2 separate regions of the Mus musculus genome follow, and region 2 is linked to region 1. The links are chromatin loops, found by intact Hi-C in ENCODE. Cell type or tissue: left cerebral cortex. All regions are shown on one strand. Links, peaks and the distances in the headings refer to the core of each region. The heading gives the core; the rest is flanking DNA.

The links. Hi-C counts contacts between places; a loop is a spot of excess contacts. Peaks named below come from ENCODE experiments on the same cell type or tissue, not always from the same donor. Only the 100,000 strongest peaks of a DNase experiment are listed, where the experiment ranks them.
Region 2: it touches region 1 in a loop (3-fold over the local background); 28 of 42 quality-filtered maps call a loop at or near these places.

What each region holds. Positions count from the first base shown.
Region 1 is chr1:30,945,951-30,951,326 of GRCm38, reverse strand. It overlaps Ptp4a1 (protein tyrosine phosphatase 4a1), which reads left to right and starts at 1,572. Exons shown (of 6, transcript NM_011200.2): 1 at 1,572-1,778; 2 at 4,688-5,289. The coding sequence starts at 5,185. It overlaps LOC115487084 (a long non-coding RNA gene), which reads right to left and starts at 1,456. Exons shown (of 1, transcript NR_164183.1): 1 at 1-1,456. In left cerebral cortex, for the core only: CTCF peaks have their summits at 1,368 and 2,799 (motif pointing right); DNase peaks (open chromatin) are centred at 1,241, 1,489, 2,190, 2,751 and 1 more place; H3K4me3 peaks cover 3,457 bases; H3K27ac peaks cover 2,083 bases.
Region 2 is chr1:30,795,848-30,801,223 of GRCm38, reverse strand. No RefSeq gene overlaps it. Among named protein-coding and RNA genes, the nearest start is that of Phf3, 65 kb to the left of the region's middle. In left cerebral cortex, for the core only: no CTCF peak of the experiment used is centred there; a DNase peak (open chromatin) is centred at 2,928.

The DNA of each region.
Region 1 (5,376 bases), core at 117-5,116:
AGTGTTGACCAACCTTTGGAATAGGGGAGGCAGATTTAATATGCCTAAGTATGTTATTAATACAAGTTGGCCAAGCTAGTCACTAATTATTCTGCCCATGTTTTTCCAAAGCTTAAGTAACACTTACCCAAAGTCACTGGTCATATGAAAGGTTTTAGTTCTGTAATACTCAATCTGTCTTCGGTTGAGTTTCCTGGTCTGCTCAACTTCACTTTACTGTTCAAAGACTTTTCTTTTAATCTCCCTGCATTTTCTTAGGACTTACATAATTTAATTGTTACCTCACTTTACCTCTATTTGTGAAGGGATCTATGCTTCAAGTTCTTGACTTTAAATGGATCCCTGGCCAAGCAATTTTTAATGACGATGAGTTGCTTTTTGTTGTTGTTGTTGCTGTTATTAAAGGTCTGCCCCCCCCTTTTTTTAATGTACTTACGTTGCTTACAGATTGCATGTTTATAAGACATTTAAGTAACTATGCAAGGAAGTCTCTAAATAGAAGTGCTAATAAATCACAAAATTCGGTACACAATAAGAGAGAGCACAACTTATGATTTCTCCGGCCTAATGTGCAGAAAAACAGGGAACAAAAGGCCTCAGTGTTATTGGAAAGCTGAGTTCTCCAAAGCAGGTAAAGGTCCTGTTTACCTGTCCTAGACAAGCGAGCAGAAAGGGTTTTCAGATAAAAGCTGCCCTTGTATGATCAGAAACAGCTGCACTCAGGCTTCACTTAGAAGCCTAGATTAAAAGGACACTGGAACAGGACTGAAGATCAACAAAAGGGGAAAGCTTAGCTTTTGACGCAAAAACTTACATCAGCCCTTGATAAAGCCGAAGATTCTTAATTTAAAAAGAAAAAGAAAAAAAAAAAGCTTCCCCTTAGCAAAAGCTAACCTTTCATTATCTGAGAATGAGCAGCAGTACAAAGGATGCATGTGATTTCGAAATGCCACAAACGAGCCAACTGCAGTTGCCAGAATCAGCAGTTTAGGGGTGTAACCTAAAAAGAAAGGGGGTGGGGGGAGAAGAAGAAAGGCTAGGAAGCAACTAGGCTTCACGTGCCTCGAAAGAAAAAAAAAAAAAAAAATAGGGACATTTCCTGGGTTCCACCGGCTAATCTCTGCGGAGAGCCTTCCCACACGTGGAAGTGCCCGTGGTGACGAGAATCCCTAGTCCCAGACTAGGGCCGGGCTCTGGAGCGGTGAGTCAGCCGCCCAGCGGTCATGCGACATCAATATGGAGTGATGACGGAGATCCCCGGGCGCAAGGGCCAAGGTAAACCGTTGGCCAGCGCGACAGAGCTATGGCCTCGGGCTACAGGGTTCCGCCCGCCGGAGAGGCGTTCCAAGTTGAGGCGAACTCGCGGCTCTAGCGACCGGAGCGTTTGGTGGCGAGGACCAGCCAGCACACCGCGCCATTCATCAACCGGTTCGCACCGGTGGCGGCTGCCCCGAGTGACGTCTGCGTCCCGGGCCCCGCCTCGAGCCGCAGGCGTCCCGCGCCGTGATTGGCTGCCGCCTGTGCGCACGTCGCGCCGGCTATAAAGGGGCGGACTTGTGACGCAGGGGCGCCTGGGCGCGCGCATTGGCTCTGGGCTGCGGCCGGCTCGGCGACGCTCCTCGGGCAGCTCACTGCATGGTCGTCTGGTGCCCCCGCCGCCTGCATCCCCGCCGCCGCCCCGCGACGCCCACCGCCGCCTGCCCTGCCGCCGCCGCCTGCGCCGCCTCGGGACCGGCTGTATGATTAGGCCACAATCTTCAATGAGTAGACATATTCCTGTGAGTACCGCGGGCCCGGCCTTTGTTAGAGCGAGCGACCGAGGAGGGAAAGGAGGGTGGCCGGGCGACCGAAACGCCGGCGGCGGGGCCCGGACCCGGAGCGACCGGCAGGGCAGCCCAGCGGCTTTGTGCGCGTGCCACCCTGCGGCCTTTGTTCCGAGAAGCCGCGCGGGCGTCGTGGACGTGGCCGGGGCGGGGCGGGGCTGCGGGGGGACCGGGACCGGGCGCCCGGGGCCTCCCAAGATGGCCTCGGTGGCCGCCCGCGCTCGCCACCGTGAACCCGTGATTGCGGACCTCGCGACTGTGCGCGCCGCTCAAGCCCGGGCTTGCCGATCGCCGCCGGGCTTCGGTAGTGGCGACCCGGTCGGCGGAGGGGGACTCTGACTCGGCCCCGAGGCGGGCTGCGCGTGGGGCGGTCCGCTCTTGGGCTGGAGCAACAGGAGCTGCTGGGCAGAACTGCGCGGCTCCTGTTGAGCGAGCAGCCCTGCACCATTCCACCGCTGGCGAGCTGAAATTTCCACGGTGTCGGAACGGTCTGTGCGGTGACCAGAGGTCTGGATTCCGGAGCTTAGGGGTCATGAATCCTATCCTGGCTTGCTTTTTTTAATTATTATTATTATTTTGCTGTTTGCTTCGTGCCGGCTAAAACGGTTGGAAAACCAGAAAATCGCGATCTGTTCCCGGAAGGAAACAGCGCTTGCACACGCGCTAGATTGGGCGCGTTACCTGAAACCTGAGTGTATTTGGAACAGAATTGGATAAAGCAGATGATCCCACAGACTGGTTTGATTCTAGAGTCTGACAGACTGAAGCTAATGCTACACACATACACACACACAAATGATCCTTTTTTTTTTTTTTTTTTTTTTTTGCTTATGGTGCATGCAATTAAAATGGGACGATCTCGTCGTGTATCTTGGCTGCCTATCATGTTGAGGTTTTGCCTGTGAGGGAGTGGGAGGATATTATTAAGAAGGATTTCGGTGGTCTCCACTGTTTTAACAGAAGTGTCCTCCAGCCACTGGGTGGCTCCACTCATTTCAAAGCAGTTCAGGAAAATTTTTTTCTTGCTGCCCTCCAGCTTCCTAATGGAACTCTTTAAAAGCTATATCGGACCTGTGTATGAATGTTCAATAAAGTGCCAAATTAACAAAAACAAGGAAGAAAAAAATTTAGGACCATTTTATATACACGGGCAAAAGATTTTTATATATGCAATATATATACATATGTATGTATTTATATATATATGTATATATATAAATAAATAATATTTTTGAGATTATTGGAGGGAGTCTGCTCTCTGAAGTATTAATCTTTACTGGTAATTTACACTGGGTTTTTTAACGCACTGAATAGATGTACTTTGTGAGGGCACGTGTCGGGAATAAGTTGTCTTGCTTGTGGTACCTCCTAGTAAATAAGAGTTTGGGGGATTAGTTCCTTTGTTTCACTATAAAAATAGTCAGGGAATTTTTGACTGATTTTTTTGTTTGTTTGTTTGTTTTTTTGTTTCAAGATTTTACTTGAGTAGTTTGCTCTGAAGGACAACGGTTGTCATTGAGTGTTCTTGTTACTAAGTGCAACTGCTTTTCTTTCCACCACAAACTGCCTAGAGTAGATAGACCTTAAAGGGTTTTGTTAATTCCCATTTTACTTCTATTGGGTTTATCTGAAAGGCTTTTATGCATAGACTCTGAAAAAGTATCGTATGACTATGAATATACTAGTTGGTGCTGGCACCAATCTGCTTTAGCTTTTTTAAGGAGGAACTTATGGAAATGTATCTGTCAATGATCATAGTTATGGTTACATTGTTTGAGACCATTAGAAAGTCTTGATTTCCTCTTTTCATATTTGAATTGGATTTTAGCTTTGCAGCAGAGAAGTGGAATTGGAGTTTTAAAATAGCAAAAAGATAATATTGTGTATATTTTATTTGAACTTGTCTTAAGTAGGATATGTTTGAAGATCTAAGTAAGTCCATAAGTCCGTATTTATAAGAGCCAATCTGATCCAAAGAGATGGCATAAAAATTCTTAGGATCTTTTAAGAAGGAGATTGCTTACAGTTTCACTTAGAGAATTATCCTGCAGTGCAATGTGGTTTATAGAAACAAGATGGCCTGGCATTCTAGGCAGCCTCCCTACTGATGAGTCCTAGCGTCTTGTTTAAGTCTGATCGATTGGGATGGAACCCACCCTCCCTCCCACACACTTCACTCCAGAGGTTAGTGACAGTGCCAATTGCAGACTGAGAAGCTTTACCTAAAGCTATAACTGTGCTTACACTATTCTTAAATGTAAAGGAGCTGCTACAAAATACAAAAAGGCAGGCCCCCAAATTTAAACTTTAGAGACTAAAATGTAAAGGGGTAATTGCATTAAAAGTGTTTTTGTTTTGTTTTGTTTTGTTTGGAAGAAAAGCCATACTCCTTACTTTGAACCCAGTAGCTTAATAACATAAAATATGAAATCAGAACTAGTGGGCAGTTGAAATCACTGTCTGTGAATTCTGCAAGCGTCAGACCACATGGCGTCTAGAGTAGTGTCTATGAACAGCAGGCTAAGGCAGTATAGAAGACACAATTCGGGCCAGAATAAAAGTGTAAAGAGAGACGGACTAATTAATTAAATCCATGTGTCTAGATGTGTAAGTGGAATTCCTATGTAGCTGTGACTCTGAGTTCTTGATTGTTGAGAGCTTCACTTTAATGGGCTTGTGATTGCTCATTTTAGGCCTATTGATTTAAAATGCAGTAACCTTGAATTTTGTAATGCAAGTAAAAGTCAAATTAGCTTGTCTCTAATTTGAGCAGCTGTGTACTTAGTGGAAAAAGCATGACATATTCCTTTTGAATTAGAAAATAACTTTTTTTCCCTTTCTTGCTTTCCTTTTCTTCTAAACAGCAGTTCTGTGGTGTTCTCGGTCACACATTTATGGAGTTTCTGAAGGGCAGTGGAGATTACTGCCAGGCACAGCACGACCTCTATGCAGACAAGTGAACTGTAGAAATTCATTACTACTCCACCAAGAAACCCCCATAAGAGTGGATAACCTGGACACAGGCGTGTTGAATTGAAATCTGCAGAGCATTTGACAAGAGCTCAGACCTGGATGGGGTAAACCTCAGTGCACTTCCTTTGTATTGCCTCAGTATTACTGGATTGAAGACTCACTGCTTCTTGTTAGGAGGTTCATTTCATTGCCCGTTTCTCCCAATTCATACTCAAGCACTGAGAATTTCAAGTGGAGTATATTGAATATTGAAGTAGACTTCAGGTTGTTTTTTGGTTTTGTTTTGGTTTTTTTTTTTTTTTTTTCTGTTTTGGTTTTAAATCATTTCTGTATTCAATTTTTTAATTCTTTCATAACCCTATTGGGTGTTTTTTTAAACTAAATTAACATGGCTCGAATGAACCGCCCTGCTCCTGTGGAAGTCACATACAAGAACATGCGATTTCTTATTACACACAATCCAACCAATGCGACCTTAAACAAATTTATAGAGGTAAGATACAATTTTTAATGTCCTAATTGATGACAGTTAATAGTGGGTCTGCTTGAAAGTGTCTAGCTCTCGCTCCCAGAGAAGAAA
Region 2 (5,376 bases), core at 326-5,325, 150 kb after region 1:
TGTGACCTCATTTCTCTGCTACGCAACCTGACATTCTCAGGTCTTGCAAGGATTAAGATGTAGGTAGATGTCTTTGAGGTTGGGCTTCTACATTGTAAAGTTGGATTGTTAGCCTTCTGGAAATACAGAATGAGATCATTGTAAATGCCAGCAGTACAAAAGAAAGTGGAGTGATGTTGAATTCCTGTGTTTTATTTTTGGTCCTGCTTTCAAAGTGTACTCACATAGGACTTTTTAAGATCACATGGTGGCAAAATTGGAAATGTTCATAGTTTGTGTGAGGTGTACAGAGTTTTAAAGTGAAAGTGCTCTCACCAATCCACTTCCAGACTCTCTCAGAAGCATTAAGTTCTTGGGTGCTGATGTTCCTGCTGTGTGATGCGTGGAGTTAACTGCTGAGGGTCATGGGCAGGTCCCAAGCTGGAGGAGTTTGCCCGAGTGAGAGGCAGTGGCATTTGAGTGTGAGACTGCAGGGAGCATGTTGAGGTCACCAAAGCTTACTCCCCCACACACCCACCCCCATTGCTGTGGATTGAATCCTGTCAACACTGAACTACATCTCTAGCCATCTTCAGTAATTTTTAATTTTAATGATAGCCCTTTTAGATATTAATACAGCATTTGTGTGAGGGTGTAGCTTGATAGTTTTTTTTTTAAACCTAATATGTACAATCCCAGTACCTCATAAACCAGACAAGGGTGGCATCATAGTCAGCAGTTTGGAGTGGAAGCAGCTACATGGTGAGTTCTAGGCCAGCTGGGATATTTGAGACTTTGTCTCACACATTAGAAAAGTAGTGTCCATGGTAAGTTTAATGTCATTGGTTTTGTAAAAGTACTTCTGAAAAGTGCTTATACAATGTATTTTATTCATGATAGCTCCACAGCCTCCCAACTCTCCTTAGCTCCCTAGCATCCATGTCCTGGAAGCAGGGTGACTGCATGGTTCACCAGCTGTCAGTTTCTTAAAGCATCTATTCAAATGGTAGGGTCATTTATGCTGGAATCTTGACTGGTTTGATTTTGGGCAAATAATCATAACTGCTGCTTATAGATAAGTGCATCAGCCATGTTATGAATTCAGGATTTCATATTTCTCCCCATCTGCCAGTTCACTCTTCCCATCCCCTTTTCTGCAGTGTTCCCTTGATCTTGAGAGCAACATGTAAACGTAAGTATTTAGAAGACAGTTTGACAGTGTGGCAGTTTAATCTTACGAAGGTTTTCTGCTAGAGCCAATGACCCTTCTAGGCTTTTGACCAGGTTTACAATATCAGGCATCAATTTCCCTCCCACAGAGTGAGCTTCATATGTAACCAGCATATGGTTGGTTATCCCCATAACCATCATGCTATTACTGAGCAACTGAGCACATCTTGCTATGGAGTTGATTGTGGTACCATGCAAATTTCAGTGTTGGGTCAACCATTCATACTTTTGCTTCCCCAGCAGCTTCCTTACCTGACAGAACATTAGCGAACAGGCACTGTATGAACTACATCTAAAACTAGATATGGTGGTGTGTACCTATATTTAGGACTCGAGGGGGTAAAGGTCGGAGGACTTCCTTGAGCCAGAAGAGGTCAGCCTTGTCTACATAGTAAGTTCCATGCGAACTCAAATCTGCATAATGAGGTCTTGTCTCTAAAGGAGAAGGGAGGTGGAGGGTCTGTTTTCAGTGTTTAAGAAAGGGAGGAATCCCACCCGACCCCCAGTTTGCTTTCTCCTCTTTACTCAGTCTGGGACTTTGGTCTGGCCCATGGGATGGTGTTGCCCACAGTTAGGGGGGAGGTCTTCTCATACCTGTTAACCCAGTCCCCCTCACAGATAACCCCAGGGCTTTGTTTCCCGGTGGTTTTTTTTAAAATTTATGTTTACATTCCAACCTCAGTTTTCCCTCTTTCCTCCCCATGTTATGCCAATCACCCCCCACACCCCACCATCCATGTCTCTGTTTCTCTTCAGAAAAGGACCAGCCTTGATGGATGTCAACTGTCCACTTCGTATCAAGTTGCAGTAAAAATAGAGCCCTCCTCTTCTTTTAAGGCTAGTCAAGGCTATCCAGTAGTGAAAAAAGTCTCAAAGGCAAGCAAGAGAGTCAGAGACAGCCCATGCACCACTGTTAGGAGTCCCACATGAAGATCATGCTACACAACTGTAATGTGGAGGGCCTAGTTTGGGCTCCTGGGGCTCCCTGGTTGTTACTTTAAACTTTGCAAGCAGCTGCTTAGCAAGACCTCTCTGTGACCTGTGATCCATCAGTGCTCATGTCAGCCCCAGGATGCCACAGATTTTCTTGCGTTGCAACTATTAAATTCTGGAAATACTGTACAGTAACCATATCAGCATCCTTCCAGTCTGCAGTGGGGCCACCAGCAGTGGAAAGAGGAAATTGTCATAATTATTTCTGTACTTTCTTTGGGGGCAAAGTGGGCTTTCATGTTTTAGCAAGAATAACATTGGGGCTGGAGAGATGGTTCAATACATCAAGAGATTGCCTCACAAGCTTAAGAACTAAGTTTGACTTCCCAGAACTCATGGAAAGCTAAGCACAGTAGCATGATAGTATGTGCTATTATAGTGCTCCTCTGGTACAATGGGAGGTGAAGACCAGAGAATCCCTGCAAACTCCAGGATCAGCTGCCTCGTGTGCAATGGACAAACAGCAAAGTGGTCATGACCGAAAACAATATGGGAGTTGAGGATGGTTGAGAGGTTGTCCTCTGACCTGTATAAGCCGACATACACATACATGGTAGGGGTGGGGGTGGGGCACAGAGGAATGGGAGAGAGAGAGAGAGAAACTCAGTACTCAGTACCCTGGAAGATGGAGCTCCCAAATTGAGAAAATGCATCCATAAGATGAGGCTGGGCAAGCCTATAGAGGTATTTTCTTAATTCGTGGGGCATCCTGGCTCATTGTGGGTGTTGACATTCCTGGGTTGGCAGTCCTCGGTTCTATAAAAAAAAGTAGGATGAGCAAGCAATAAAGAGCAGCCTAGTAAGTAGCTCCCCTCTATGGCTTCTGCATCAGCTTCTGTCTCCAGGTTCCTACCCTGTGTGAGTTCCTGTCCTGACTTCCTTCGGTAATGAACAGTGCCGTGAAAGTGTAAGCCAAATAAACCCTTTCCTCCCCAACTTGCTTATGATCATGGTGTTTCATCACAGCAATAAATCCATAAGAGAAACAATGCATGTACATCGCTCCCACCCTCCTCCTGTCTCCTCCCATGTCCCCCCTCCCAAATTCATAATCTCTTGCTATTTATTATTGTTCCACACATGTACATATGTGTACATATAGATTTATACACGTACAGGCAGTATGGACAAGGAGATTGCTGTGCTCTCTGTTCATGAGACTCAGCTGAAGAAGGAACATCCAATGAAGGCTGTTGCGGATAACCCTGGGGCTAATTGTATTTGATGTTAATCCCATTCTCCTGTGAGGGGCTGCTAACAAGGAATGAGTCAGCACTCAGGTGATTTCCTGTAAGCCTTCCTCTCACCTTAATTTATAAATAAAGGCTAGAGCCGGTGATTGGGCAGAGAAACAGGGGAAGGTAGAGTTGAAGATTTTGGGAGAGAGAGAGAGAGAGAGAGAGAGAGAGAGAGAGAGAGAGAGAGAGAGAGAGAGAGAGAGAGGATGACAGAGGAAGAGGAGAAGAAGGAAAGTAGAGCAGAAGCACCTGGCCTGGAGAAACCACAAGTTATATGGTCTCTTATATGAGGAAGATGATAGTGTAGTGGTAGATCTGCCCAATCTAGGCAAATAACTTGTATTCATATTAACTGACTTGTGTTTTTATTTGGGTTGGAGATTTAACGCAACAGAAGGCCATCAAGACTGCAAGCATAAAAGGCTGAGGAAAACCAATGTTTTCTTTCCTTTTCCTATTTATTTTGAATACCAACAAAACCCAGTAAAAGAAGCTTAAGAGGACTCTTAGATCCACTCCACATCTCTAGAAAGTAGAAAATCTCTTTCCTCCACTATCTTCAGCATTTCTTCATCTTGCTTAGGGTAAACTCTCAGCCAACTTTTATGTTCAATTTGGGCTCAGTTTATAGTAGAATTCTCATTGGAATTAATCAGTTTACCTGAATACTTAGTTTTATGGGTTCTCATTTTGTTACCTTAGGTTTTATTCCTGACTACTGCAACAATCAGGTTTTTGCTTCATTTTTCCAGGCTCCCTCTCTTTCCTGGCTGTCCTGGAACTCATAGAGATCTACCTGCTTCTTGGGATTAGAGGCATCCACACAGTGTCCAGCTAGCTTTTTAATTCTCCATTGTAGGTGTGCATTTTGTTTTTGACATCAAGGTCCGGCTGATGTTATGGCCAAAGAGTCATTCAGAAATTCAAAAAGTCATGTGTACACTAAGACAAGAGATAGAAAGTTAGTGTCCCATGGCCAATTGGAACACTGGATGAGGGGTTACTTGTAAGAACATGGGTTAATTAACGACAGTTACATGATCCAAAACCGCACTGCAGCGTGGGTGACTACTCATAAAAGCTGTGTTGCTGAGCTTCCTGCTCAGCTTGTAAGCAGCTCCATCGACGAATCTCACTTTTTCCTTATCTTCTTGATGTTTGCCATTCTGACTGGGAGGAGATGTGTGGTGACTTCAATAAGAACATCCCCCATAGGCTCATATATTGGAATGCTTGGTCATTAGGAAGTGTGACTACTTGAGAGGGATTAGGTCTGGCCTTGTTGGAGGAAAGGTCTCAGTGGAGGTGGGTTTGGGGTTTCAGAAACCCAAGGCAGGCCCAGAGACTCCGTCTCTCTTCCTGTTGCCTGTGGATCTGGATGTAGAACTCTCATCTCATCATCTGTGTACCACCATGCTCACATGATGCAATGGAGTAAACCTCTGAACTGTAAGCCAGTTCCAAGTAAATGCTCTCCTTTATTAGAGTTACCGTGGTCATGGTGTCTCTCACAGCAACAGAACACTGACTAAGACAAGACAGAGTCTCCAATTAGTTTTAAGTTGCATTTTTTTGATGAAATTAAAAAAAATTAAACATGGATGAATGATTTTATTTCATGCACTAATTAAAAAAAGAATCCTCATGATGTTGCAGCTGATTCAAAGGTGGTTAACACATTATATGTCAGATGGGGAATGCTGAAATAAACTTAAGTAGTTATTACTTAAACAGAAAACAAAAATCATGGTGGTATTAAAGGGCAAATAAGGAATTGCATTTCAGCAAACTTAGATTGGATTCCTGATATCAAAACTTGCATCATGAGCAAGTGGTGTGCTGCCTAATGCAGGAGGCTTTGGGCTTCAAGGTCAGCCTAGGTTATGACAAAAATGGAGAAGAGACTAAGGGAAAGTCAGTCCAATGATGGACCCAA